Linked DNA regions of Homo sapiens: region 1 is linked to region 2. A link is a contact called in ENCODE Hi-C or POLR2A ChIA-PET data. All regions are on one chromosome and are shown on one strand. Each heading gives the region's core, a stretch centred on a gene start or an enhancer-like site at or near the end of the contact. The rest is flanking DNA. Distances are from core to core; before and after follow the strand shown. Region 1 has its middle 12 kb from the start of SPINK4. Region 2 overlaps B4GALT1-AS1 (B4GALT1 antisense RNA 1).

What was found. A loop is a pair of places that touch in the nucleus more often than their neighbours do. ChIA-PET counts read pairs that join two places held with the same protein, here RNA polymerase II (POLR2A). Pooled maps may share reads with other maps.
Region 1: a loop to region 2 is called in a map of spleen, with 3 times the contacts of the local background. The contact joins two enhancer-like sites. A Hi-C loop is called at or near these places in 49 of 168 maps with a recorded cell type or tissue (B cell, CD14-positive monocyte, CD4-positive, alpha-beta memory T cell and 30 more), 6 of 37 single-sample maps with no recorded cell type and 33 of 50 pooled maps. POLR2A ChIA-PET finds 5 or more read pairs at or near these places in 11 of 52 experiments (GM12878, H1, HEK293T and 8 more).

The regions. Positions count from the first base shown.
Region 1 is chr9:33,225,941-33,231,313 of GRCh38, reverse strand. No RefSeq gene overlaps it. Among named protein-coding and RNA genes, the nearest start is that of SPINK4, 12 kb to the left of the region's middle. RefSeq lists an enhancer at 4,049-4,218. Within about 2 kb of position 1,738, at least 6 of the 41 ENCODE cell types and tissues checked have a DNase peak (open chromatin) inside an H3K27ac peak, as active enhancers do; they include mammary epithelial cell, where a contact is called at or near this core.
Region 2 is chr9:33,179,144-33,183,935 of GRCh38, reverse strand. It overlaps B4GALT1-AS1 (B4GALT1 antisense RNA 1), which reads right to left. Exons shown (of 3, transcript NR_108110.1): 3 at 3,953-4,611. It also overlaps a transcript of B4GALT1 not described here. Among named protein-coding and RNA genes, the nearest start is that of B4GALT1, 14 kb to the right of the region's middle. Within about 2 kb of position 2,940, at least 2 of the 41 ENCODE cell types and tissues checked have a DNase peak (open chromatin) inside an H3K27ac peak, as active enhancers do; they include mammary epithelial cell, where a contact is called at or near this core.

The DNA of each region.
Region 1 (5,373 bases), core at 489-2,988, 49 kb before region 2:
GTTTTAGAGACAAGGTCTTGCTCTGTTGCCCAGGCTGGAGTGCAGTGGTGAGATCACGGCTCACTGCAGCCTTGACCTTCCTGGCTTAAGCGATCTTCTCTCCTCAGCCTCCCAAGTAGCTGGAACCACAGGTATGCATCACCATGCCCAGCTAATTTTTTATTTTTATTTTGTAGAGACAGGGTCTTCTTATGTCGCCCAGGCTGTTCTCGAGCTCCTGGGCTCAAGTGATCCTCCCAAAGTGCTGGCATTATAGATGTGAGCACTGTGCCCAGCCCATGTCTACTTTCTGACCAGGGAAGGGAAGGCATTTTTATGGACAGTCCCTTATTTGTATCCAATGAAGGTAAGTAGGTCTCCAAAGAAAACCTGGGATTCTATTACCGAAAGGAGGAATGTTGCTGGTCAGACAAAAGCCACAGATGTTACTAAACCTTCCCCACATGCTTACTTTGTTTTGTTTTGTTTTGAGACAGAGTTTTGCTCTGTTGCACAGGCTGGAGTGCAGTGGCACGATCTCAGCTCACTGCAACCTCCGCCTCCCGGGTTCAAGGGATTCTCCCACCTCAGCCTCCCGAGTAGCTGGGATTATAGACGCGCACCACCACACCCAGCTAATTTTTGTATTTTAAGTAGAGACAGGGTTTCACCATGGCCACATGCTGATCTTTCACTTGTACGATGAATTCGCTCACAAGAGCCCAGGGCTTCATAAAGCTGGCCCAACAAGGGCCTCCTGATGGCTCCTGGACACAGGGGTGCCGTTGTCCAGAGTAACAGCTCCCAGACTCATGTTGGAGTCCTGAGTGCTGCCTCCCTTCTGGGCTGTGCCAGGGGTGGGCCAGGAGGCAGCCATGCCATCAGAACCTGGGCTCTGGAGTCTGGACACCTTGTCTGTGTGACCTTGGGTGTGTCATTGCACCTCTGAGCCTCAGTTGCTCACCTGTAATCAGGGCTACTTCATGTGGTTGTGTGGAATGTGTTCTGTTCATCTCCAGGGGGTGCCATTCCCCTTAGATTCCATGGGCCCTGTAGTGTGCACTTAACTGGAGTGGGGGCAGGTAAGGTATCCAGCAGCAAAGTTCAGAGGCCATGCAACCTGCCCAAAGGATCCTGGGGTGTGCTGGGGAGAACCAGAGTTTTGTTCACAATCTCCCACTCTCATACTTTTCTTTGGGGGGGCTGTCATCATGCTCTCCCACTTATAGACAGGCTTACTGTTTGCTATTAGGGATGGGGAGGTATGGCTGCAGACCGCTTTTCCCAACTTTGTGAACTAAAGGAACAGAAGGGACTTTTCTCCTCTCCCCACAGCCTCCTTCAGTGTATAAAAACCCAAGAGGAGACTCTGATTGGGTTGGGTAAGTCATGTGCTCATCTCTTGAACCAATCAATGTGGCCTGGAAATTGGGCATCTGTGATGGGCCGGGCTGAGGTCACATGTACCCTATTGTTGCCAAAGGAACAGGATAAAATGATTAGCGATTTTGGAGCCTGGCAAATGGCACAGCCTCAGAGCCCAAAAGGCTAAAGTCTTCAGTCGGTTCCAGGAGCCCTGGAAATTCTTTCCTTTTCATGATGTTTCTTTTCCATATCCAAGGTGGCCCTGGTTGGTACCCACCCTCTTAAGGCAGACTCTCTTCCAGGCAGGTGCTTTCAACATGCCCATGGGCACTGGTCCAAGGCAGGCAAGGGAGAGGTCTAGTTCTCATGCTCAAAGGCGCCCAGTAAATATTTGAGGTGAGTCAGTGCGTTGACAGGTGAGGCCTCAGGGCTTGTCTGCCCCTCCCTGGTGATTGTCTCCACCTGACCCTCAAGCTGCCCGAAGATCTCTGCTGCCCTCTCCCTGTGGTGGGTGTGATCTGGGCATGGTCCCCTGCCCAGGGTCTCCTGCCCACCTCTTTCTTCCCAGCCTCGAGGAGGGGTCCTTAGATCCGCACAAGGAGTTCCCCCTCTTAGCCTCTTAACCTGGCCTTATAATTCTATCTATTTTACAGACGAGAAAATTAAGGCTCAGAAAGATTAAATGACAAGTTCGAAGTTTCCAGCATTGTAAGTGGCAGAGCCGGCATTCAAAACAATATCTGATTTTAAATCTCAGACTCTTACCAGATTCCTCTGCCCACCATAGATTCTGGTTTTAAATACATACACCCAGAAGCCCATCCTGGCCCAGTAACTGAAATAGCAGGAGCTGAAAGAGCCGCACAATTTGAAGTGAGTTTCGTGGAAAATTCTGTGGTCCAGCCTTGGCAGGAAGTTGCCAAAATAGTCGAGTGTGGACCACAGGTGGAACCTCCTTGCATCTGGGCCCAGCTAAGGTCTAGAGGTCCCTGAATATAGACCCTCTCCAAAAGGCAGTCATTCCAGGGGGTCCAGGCAGAAGGTGGGAGGAGCTGCCACACATGCCCCACGGCACTTATAGGTTCAGCAGGCAGGACCCATGTGACCCCAGCTTGGCATCTTCCCAGACACAGCCACTGGCAGTATCTATGACCAGGCTGAATTTAGACACGGGGTCCAAAATACTGCTACTCATCCCACCACCGACCCCAGCAACCTGCACCCTCCTCACCAACATTCACATAGTACCTGTGCTGTCCTCGGCATTGTTCAGAGGGTACACTGCTCCCTTTGCAGAACCTCTCCTGTCTGGCCCTCAAGGCCAACCTCCCCCTCCCTTTATGGTGAATGGGGTATGGGCATGGAGTCTCCTGCCGTCTCTCCTCTTCCCTCCCAGATTTGAAAAGAAGTCTTTGGACTCTCACCAGGATATGTGATATCCTGATATGTCCAGCCTTAGGGTCTTCTGCTGTCCCTTTCTGAGAATCTGTGCTTGCTGGGAACCCAGGACAGCTCCAAGGACAGGAAGGACTGAAGGAAGGGGCAGTGTGGTTTGGAGAAAGATCCCAGATTCAGGAATACGACAGAACCGGGTTTGAACCCTCATTTGGCCACTCACTCACTGTGATAGGCAGACCGATGCTCCCATCCCCCCAAATACCTACCTCCTTATCCCCCAAACCTGTGAATATGTTACCTCACATGACAAAAGGGATTCTGCATCTGTGATCAAAGGAAGGATCCTGAAATGGGGAGGTTATCCTGGGTTACCTGGGTGAGCTTGGGCCATAAAGTTCTCATAAGAGGGAGGAGGGAGAGTCAAAGAAGGAGCTGTGATGATGAAAGCAGAGTGGGGGGTGATGCAGGCCTGGATCCCAGGGTTAGAGGCAGCCTTAAGAAGCTGGCAAGGGCAAGGGACGTTTTCTCCCGTAGGGCCCCCAGAGGGAGAGCAAGCCTGTGCCCCATTTCTGACTCTGACCCCCGAGTGGAACAGAATGCATTGATGTTGTTTGAAGCCTCTGCGTTTGTGGTAATTTGTGACTGCAGCCATGGGGTGTGAATCCACAAGTTCTGTGACCTCAAGCAAATTCCTTAACCGGAGAGCCCACATTCCCTCATGGGGTGAGGGTGCCGTGGCTCATGCCTATAATCCCAGCATTTTTGGGAGGCTGAAGTGAGAGGATTGCTCGATCCCAGGAGTTTGTGATCAGCCTGGGCAATATAGCGAGATCTCGTCTTGACAAAAAATTGTAAAATTAGCCAGGCATGGTAGCACACGCCTCTAGTCCCAGGTATTTGGGTGGCTGAGGTGGGAGGATCGATTGAGCCTGGAGGTGGAGGCTGCAGTTAGCACCACTGCACTTCTGCCTGGCCTACAGAGTGAGACCCTGTCTCAAAAATGACAACAACAACAATAATAACGCCTACCTTGAAGTGTTGTATTAAAAAGTATATATTAGGGCTGGGTGCGGTGGCTCACACCTGTAATCTTAGCACTTTGGGAGGCCAAGGCGGGCATATCACTTGAGGTCAGGAGTTCGAAACCAGCCTAGCCAACATGGTGAAACCTCGTCTCTACTAAAAATACAAAAAAACATTAGCCTGGCATGGTGGCGGGTGCCTGTAATCCCAGCTACTCAGGAGGCTGAGGCAGGAGAATCGCTTGAACTCCGGAAGGGGAGGTTGCAGTGAGCTGAGATTGCGTCACCGCGCTCTAGCCTCGGTGACAGAGTAAGACTCTGTCTCCAAAAAAAAAAAAATTAAACGCCTGGCTCATAACAAAACTTAATACATGATGCCGTTATGAAAAGGAGGAAGAGAGAGGTGAGGAGAAACAGAAAGAGGAAGAGGGAAGAGAGAAGTTGGGTGGTGAAGCTACAGCCAGCCCCATGTTCTGGGCAGCTCCAGGCAATGCGGGGCCCATGGAAACCTGCCCATCTCTTCACCTGGCTTTCATTCATTTTGACTTCAGGACACTCTTATTCTCCTTAGAAGGGTCAGGGCCAACCTCTACTAATAGACCCCTATGAAAGCTTTCCCTACTGAATGAAGAACTGCAGTAAAAAACAGGTATAAGAGCCTGCCCCAGTATACGCCTCTGGCACTCCTGTGGCTCCACGCCACCAATGCACAGCAGCAGATTTGTCTTTCCGCCTTTTTAACTTTCCAGGCTTGACCAACAGTAGCCTATGCAGAAATGTGCAAGTCACAAGCTGAATCCTTCTTTTGTGAAGGAATTGAGCTGGTGACCTGAGAGAGCTGGGGTGTGTGTGTGTGTGTGTGTGTGTGTGTGTGTGTGTGTGATTTCCAATTGCCTCCAATTTCTCCACATTCTCAACATTTTAACATTCTAGTGAGTGTAAAGTGATATCTCATTGTGGTTTTAGCTTGCATTTTCCTGAAAACTAATAATGGTGGGCACTTTTTCCTGTACTATATAGCTACTTATATATCTCCGAATGTTGATTCACGACTTTTTGCCTATTTAGATAAGCTGGGTTGTTCATCTTTTTATTGCTGATACAAATACATTGTTGGTGGATGTGTAAAATGATACAACTTATTTGGAGAATTGTTTTTCGCAATTAAAAAAATTACACATCTATCCATGCTATGACCTTGCAATTCCATCCACAGTAAATAAAAAGCATATGTCTACACAAAGCCTTATTCGTAAATATTCATAGAAGCTTTATTTGTATTAGGCAATAAGTGGAAATGATCCAAATGTCAGTCAGTTGGTGCACAGATAGACCAACTGGAATACAGCTATGCAATAGAATACCACCTGGCAATAAAAGTGAATTAACTATTGATACGTGCTACAACATGACTGAATCGCTAAAACATTATGATTCCTGAAAGAAGGCAAACACAAAAGAGTATGCACTGTATAATTCTGTATAATTCCACATATGTAAGTTCTACAACAGGGGAAGCTAATTGTGGTGACAGAGGCGGATCAGTTGTTGCTTTCAGGGTAGGGCATGGGGAGAGTAGGAGGGAACCTTCTGGGGCAGTGGAAATACC
Region 2 (4,792 bases), core at 1,691-4,190:
GCGGTGTTTGGTTTTCTGTTCCTGTGTTAGTTTGCTGAGAATGATGGTGTCCAGCTTCATCCATGTCCCTGCAAAGGACATGAACTCATCCTTTTTTATGGCTGCATAGTATTCCATGGTGTATATGTGCCACATTTTCTTTTTTCTTTTATTATTATACTTTAAGTTTTAGGGTACATGTGCACATTGTGCAGGTTAGTTACATATGTATACATGTGCCACGCTGGTGCGCTGCACCCACTAACTTGTCATCTAGCATTGGGTATATCTCCCAATGCTATCCCTCCCCCCTCCCCCCACCCCACAACAGTCCAGAGTGTGATGTTCCCCTTCCTGTATCCATGTGATCTCATTGTTCAATTCCCACCTATGAGTGAGAATATGCGGTGTTTCGTTTTTTGTTCTTGCGATAGTTTACTGAGAATGATGATTTCCAATTTCATCCATGTCCCTACAAAGGACATGAACTCATCATTTTTTATGGCTGCATAGTATTCCATGGTGTATATGTGCCACATTTTCTTAATCCAGTCTATCATTGTTGGACATTTGGGTTGGTTCCAAGTCTTTGCTATTGTGAATAGTGCCGCAATAAACATACGTGTGCATGTGTCTTTATAGCAGCATGATTTATAGTCCTTTGGGTATCATCCTATGTTTTTTTTATTTGATAACCAAAACAGCTACTAATGGGTAGCTATCTAATGAGCAGGCAATATACACAGTATGGATAAGCTGGAAAAAAGGATGATTCATGTCCTGGGTGGGATGGCAAGGGACAGGGCAAGATTTCGTCACACTACTCAGAGCAGTGTGCAATTTAAAACTTATGAATTTTTTATTTCTGAAATTTTCCATTTAATATTTTTAGGCCACGGTTAACCTCCAGTAACTGAGACATCGGAAAGCGATGGATAAGCGGGTACTACTGTACATGTTATCTGAATTTTCCTTTAATCCTGCAGGAGGTGGAGGGAAGTTGGGGGTATAGATGAAATAAACATGGCTAAATGTTGATTTTTTTTTTAAGTGGGGTGATGGGAACTTGGAGACTTACACTATTTTCTCTATTTTTGTATATTTTTAAAATTTTCCACAATAAAAATTATAAGGAATGGCTGAAGACATTGTAAGAGATCATCTCGCTTGTCAAAATAAGTTAGTTTCCTAGCCAAATGAAGTAAATCCAAGGCACTAAGAGAATTTCCAAATGAAATTGCTCAATCCTTGTCAGAGACTTTTGGAGGATGAATATAGCGGGGAGAAGTTTGGAACATTAGTCCTGTGTAAATGATTTTTTAATTTTGCAAAAGGAGGAGTGGTAATCAGTTTCCTTCTGTTACTTCAAATCAGCTTATGGGGGGAAAAAAGGGAGGAGTAATTCACCAGGTTACATAACTGGTCAGTCCAGGGGGAGTCTGATACAGCATACCAGGGCGTAACCCTCTAGCTTCCTTTTTGGCTTATTTCTCAGATAGGCTCTTTCCATATAATGGCTGTAATGAGATGGACAGCGTACCTCCAAAATTCATTTCTATCCGAAACCTCAGAATTGAGCTTATTTGGAAATAGTCTTTGCAGATGCAATTAGTTAAGCCAAGATGGGGTCATACTGGATTAGGGTGAGCCCAAGTCCAATGACTGGTTTCCTTATAAGAGGAGAGGACACATCAACAGGAGAAAATCATAGGCAGAGAGAAGGCCATGTGAAGATGAGGGCAGAGAATAGAATGATGCTGCTACAAGCCAAGGAATGCCAAGGATGGCTGCGAGCCACCAGAAGCTAGAAGAGGCAAGAAAGAATTCTTTCTTAGAGTTTTCAGAAGGAGCGTATCCAGCCTGGGCAACAGAGTGAGACCTTGTCTCCACAAAAAAAAATTTTTTTAAATTAGCTGGGCATGGTGGCATATGCCTGTGGTCCCAGCTACTAGGAAGGGTGACAGAGTGAAACCCTATCTAAAAAAAAAAAAAAAGAAAGAAAAGAAAAAGAAGAAGAAGCCTGTCCCTGCTGACACCTTGATATTTTGGACTTTTAGCCTCCAGAACTGTAAGAGAATCAATTTCTGTTGTTTGAAGCCACCAAGTCTGGATAATTTGTTAGAGGAGTCCTTGGAAACTAATACAGCACCCTTGCTACTCCAGACTGGCCATTCCAGAGGAAAGGAAAAGCCTTTTACTCAACATTTGCAGCAGAAGTCCTGGGAGAAGAAGGGACATTGCTCATTAGTCCTTCTTGGGCCACATGTTGATCCTTGAACAAATCAACTGTGGCCAGAGGGGTATAGTGCTCTGATTGGCCAGATATAAGTCACCCAGGCCATAGCGACCCCGTAGTTAGCCTGTCCCAACCACATAGGGAAGAGTGGGAGTCTCTAACAGAAGGAGTAATGTTGAAGAGGAGGCACAAAAAATCAATACCTGTCCATTACAGGAAGACGTTGATTCTGCAAACTACACTCTTATCTAAGAATAGTTTGTGTGTGTGTGTGTGTGTGTGTGTGTGTGTGTGTGTAAGACAGGGTCTTGCTCTGTTGCCCAGGCTGGAATGCAGTGGTGCAATCACATCTCACTGCCACCTCAACCTCCTGGGCTTAGGCAATCCTCTCACCTCAGCCTCATGAGTAGTTGTGACTACAGACACATACCACCACCACGCCTGGCTAATTTTTTTTATTTTTAATAGAGACAAGGTCTCACTATGTTGCCCAGGCTAATCTTGAACTCCTGGGCTCAAGCAATGCTCCTGCCTCAGCCTCTTGAAGTGCTGAGATTACAGGCGTGAGCCATTGTGCCTGGCCAAGGATAGACTTTTAAAGATGTAAAGGAAGTGGAGATTTCTCAGAACAAGCCAGAGCAAAGACTATCACATTTCTTTTTTTAACAGGTCCCTAAACTGCCAGATCACAGTGCTGCATTTGATAGTCTGTTGGCAAACTGGGTCGGCCTTTAACAATCTATGGCATGTTATTCCTGTGACTAAAAAGGAAAATATGGGTTGGATGATAGTACAATTAAAGGGAAATTGAACTTTTTTAAATGACTGGAATGAACCTTTGCCATTATACTTGTCACTCAACAGGCAATCCCCCATCTTATTTTGGAAAATTTTCCAGTGTATATAGTACTGGAGGGCTCAATGCCCTAGCTCCCACCATGGAGGCAGAAAGGGGAAGATTCGTTCCTCCCCTACCTAGCAGCTAGGGCTCAAGCATGTGAATTGGCTCGGTCATTCCCACTGCAGACTCTGAATTCTTAGGAGTGACGCTAAGAGGCAGGAATGGTGTCGAAATTATTCATGGAGGCAGCAGCAGCATGAACGGTCCTGTAGCAGTGGTGTTAAATAATCATGGGCAATGGTGGCCACGGCAGAGCAGTGTTATAATTGACTGTTTTAATAGTCAAAAACTCTGGTTGGTACATGGACTTTATTTAAAGGATTCAAGTCAACTTATAGGAATGTTTCCACTGTTCCAGGATGCTGCCTTCAGCCCTGTCTTTTAGTTTAACATGAACATAAAAAAGTGAATGTTGTTTCGGAAGACATTGATGAAAGTATGATATTGGAAATTGCGGAGATGATGGTCCTGCTCTATTCTGTTGCTTAGACCCCGGCTGGAATGCTGCATTCAGTTATGGACCCTACTAAATGCCCAGGTAGTCAAAGCCCAATCAAAGACGAATAATCGGGACAGGGAAGGAACTCAATAAGGAAGCATGAAGAACAATGGAAATGGAGCTGGGCATGGTGGTGTGTGCCTGTAATCCTGGCTACTCGGAAGGCTGAGGTGGGAGGATCACTTGAGCCCAGAGTTCAAGACCAGGCTGGGCAACATAGTGAGACCCCATCTCTTAAAAAAAGAGGTAGAATTGATAGGTAGCCTGGTGAGGAGTTGTCTTCAGGTTGGGAGAAGGTACATGGCTGATCTCTTTAAACAACAGAAAGACCATCACGTGGAAAAGGATTCAGTTTATTCTCTGGCTCCAAGGAACAAACTTGATATTACTGAGGAAGTTATAGACATGGATTTTAGCTTAATGCAGATGCTCCTTTACTTACAACGGGCTTCATCCCAATAAACTCATCGTAAGTTGAAAATATTGTAAGTTGAAAATGCACTTAACATATCTAAGCTCCCAAAGATCACAGTTTAGCCTAGCCTTCCTCAAATATTCTCAGAACATTTACATTAACCTATAGTTGGGCAAAAGCATCTAACACAAAGCCTATTTTAAAAATAGAAGGTTGGTCTTCATATGTTGCTAGCCTGGAAAAGATCAAAATTCAAAATTTGAAATACAGTTTCTATGGAATGCATATTGCTTTTGCACCACTGTAAAATCAAAAAGTTGTAAGTCTAACAGTAAGTCAGGGACTGTTTGTATAAGAAGGCTTAATAGTTGGTTCAGTGATAGCCACAAGGGAGCAGGCTGCCTCATGACATAGCGAGCTCCCTGTCACTGGAGGTGTGCACACAAAGCCAAGAGAACTCTCAGAGAGTGTATGGTGTGTGGAAATCCTCACTGGATGAAGTTAGGGTCGATGTCCTTCCATATTCTCTCTGATGCTGAAATCTGATGAAGTCCATAGCGCAGGTTGGGAAGAACAGGAAACTGGAGGAAAAGAGACCAGATTTATTACAAATTGTGAGCTGTTCTGGAGTACAATTCCCAGCCACCATTCTAGCTCCAGAAAAAGAAAAATTCATGGAGGGTTGCATTATTCCCAATTCTTCACCACTCCCTATATCCAGTCCCTTTGTCATGTGACTTTGAAGTTTCTCCCACTAGAGGC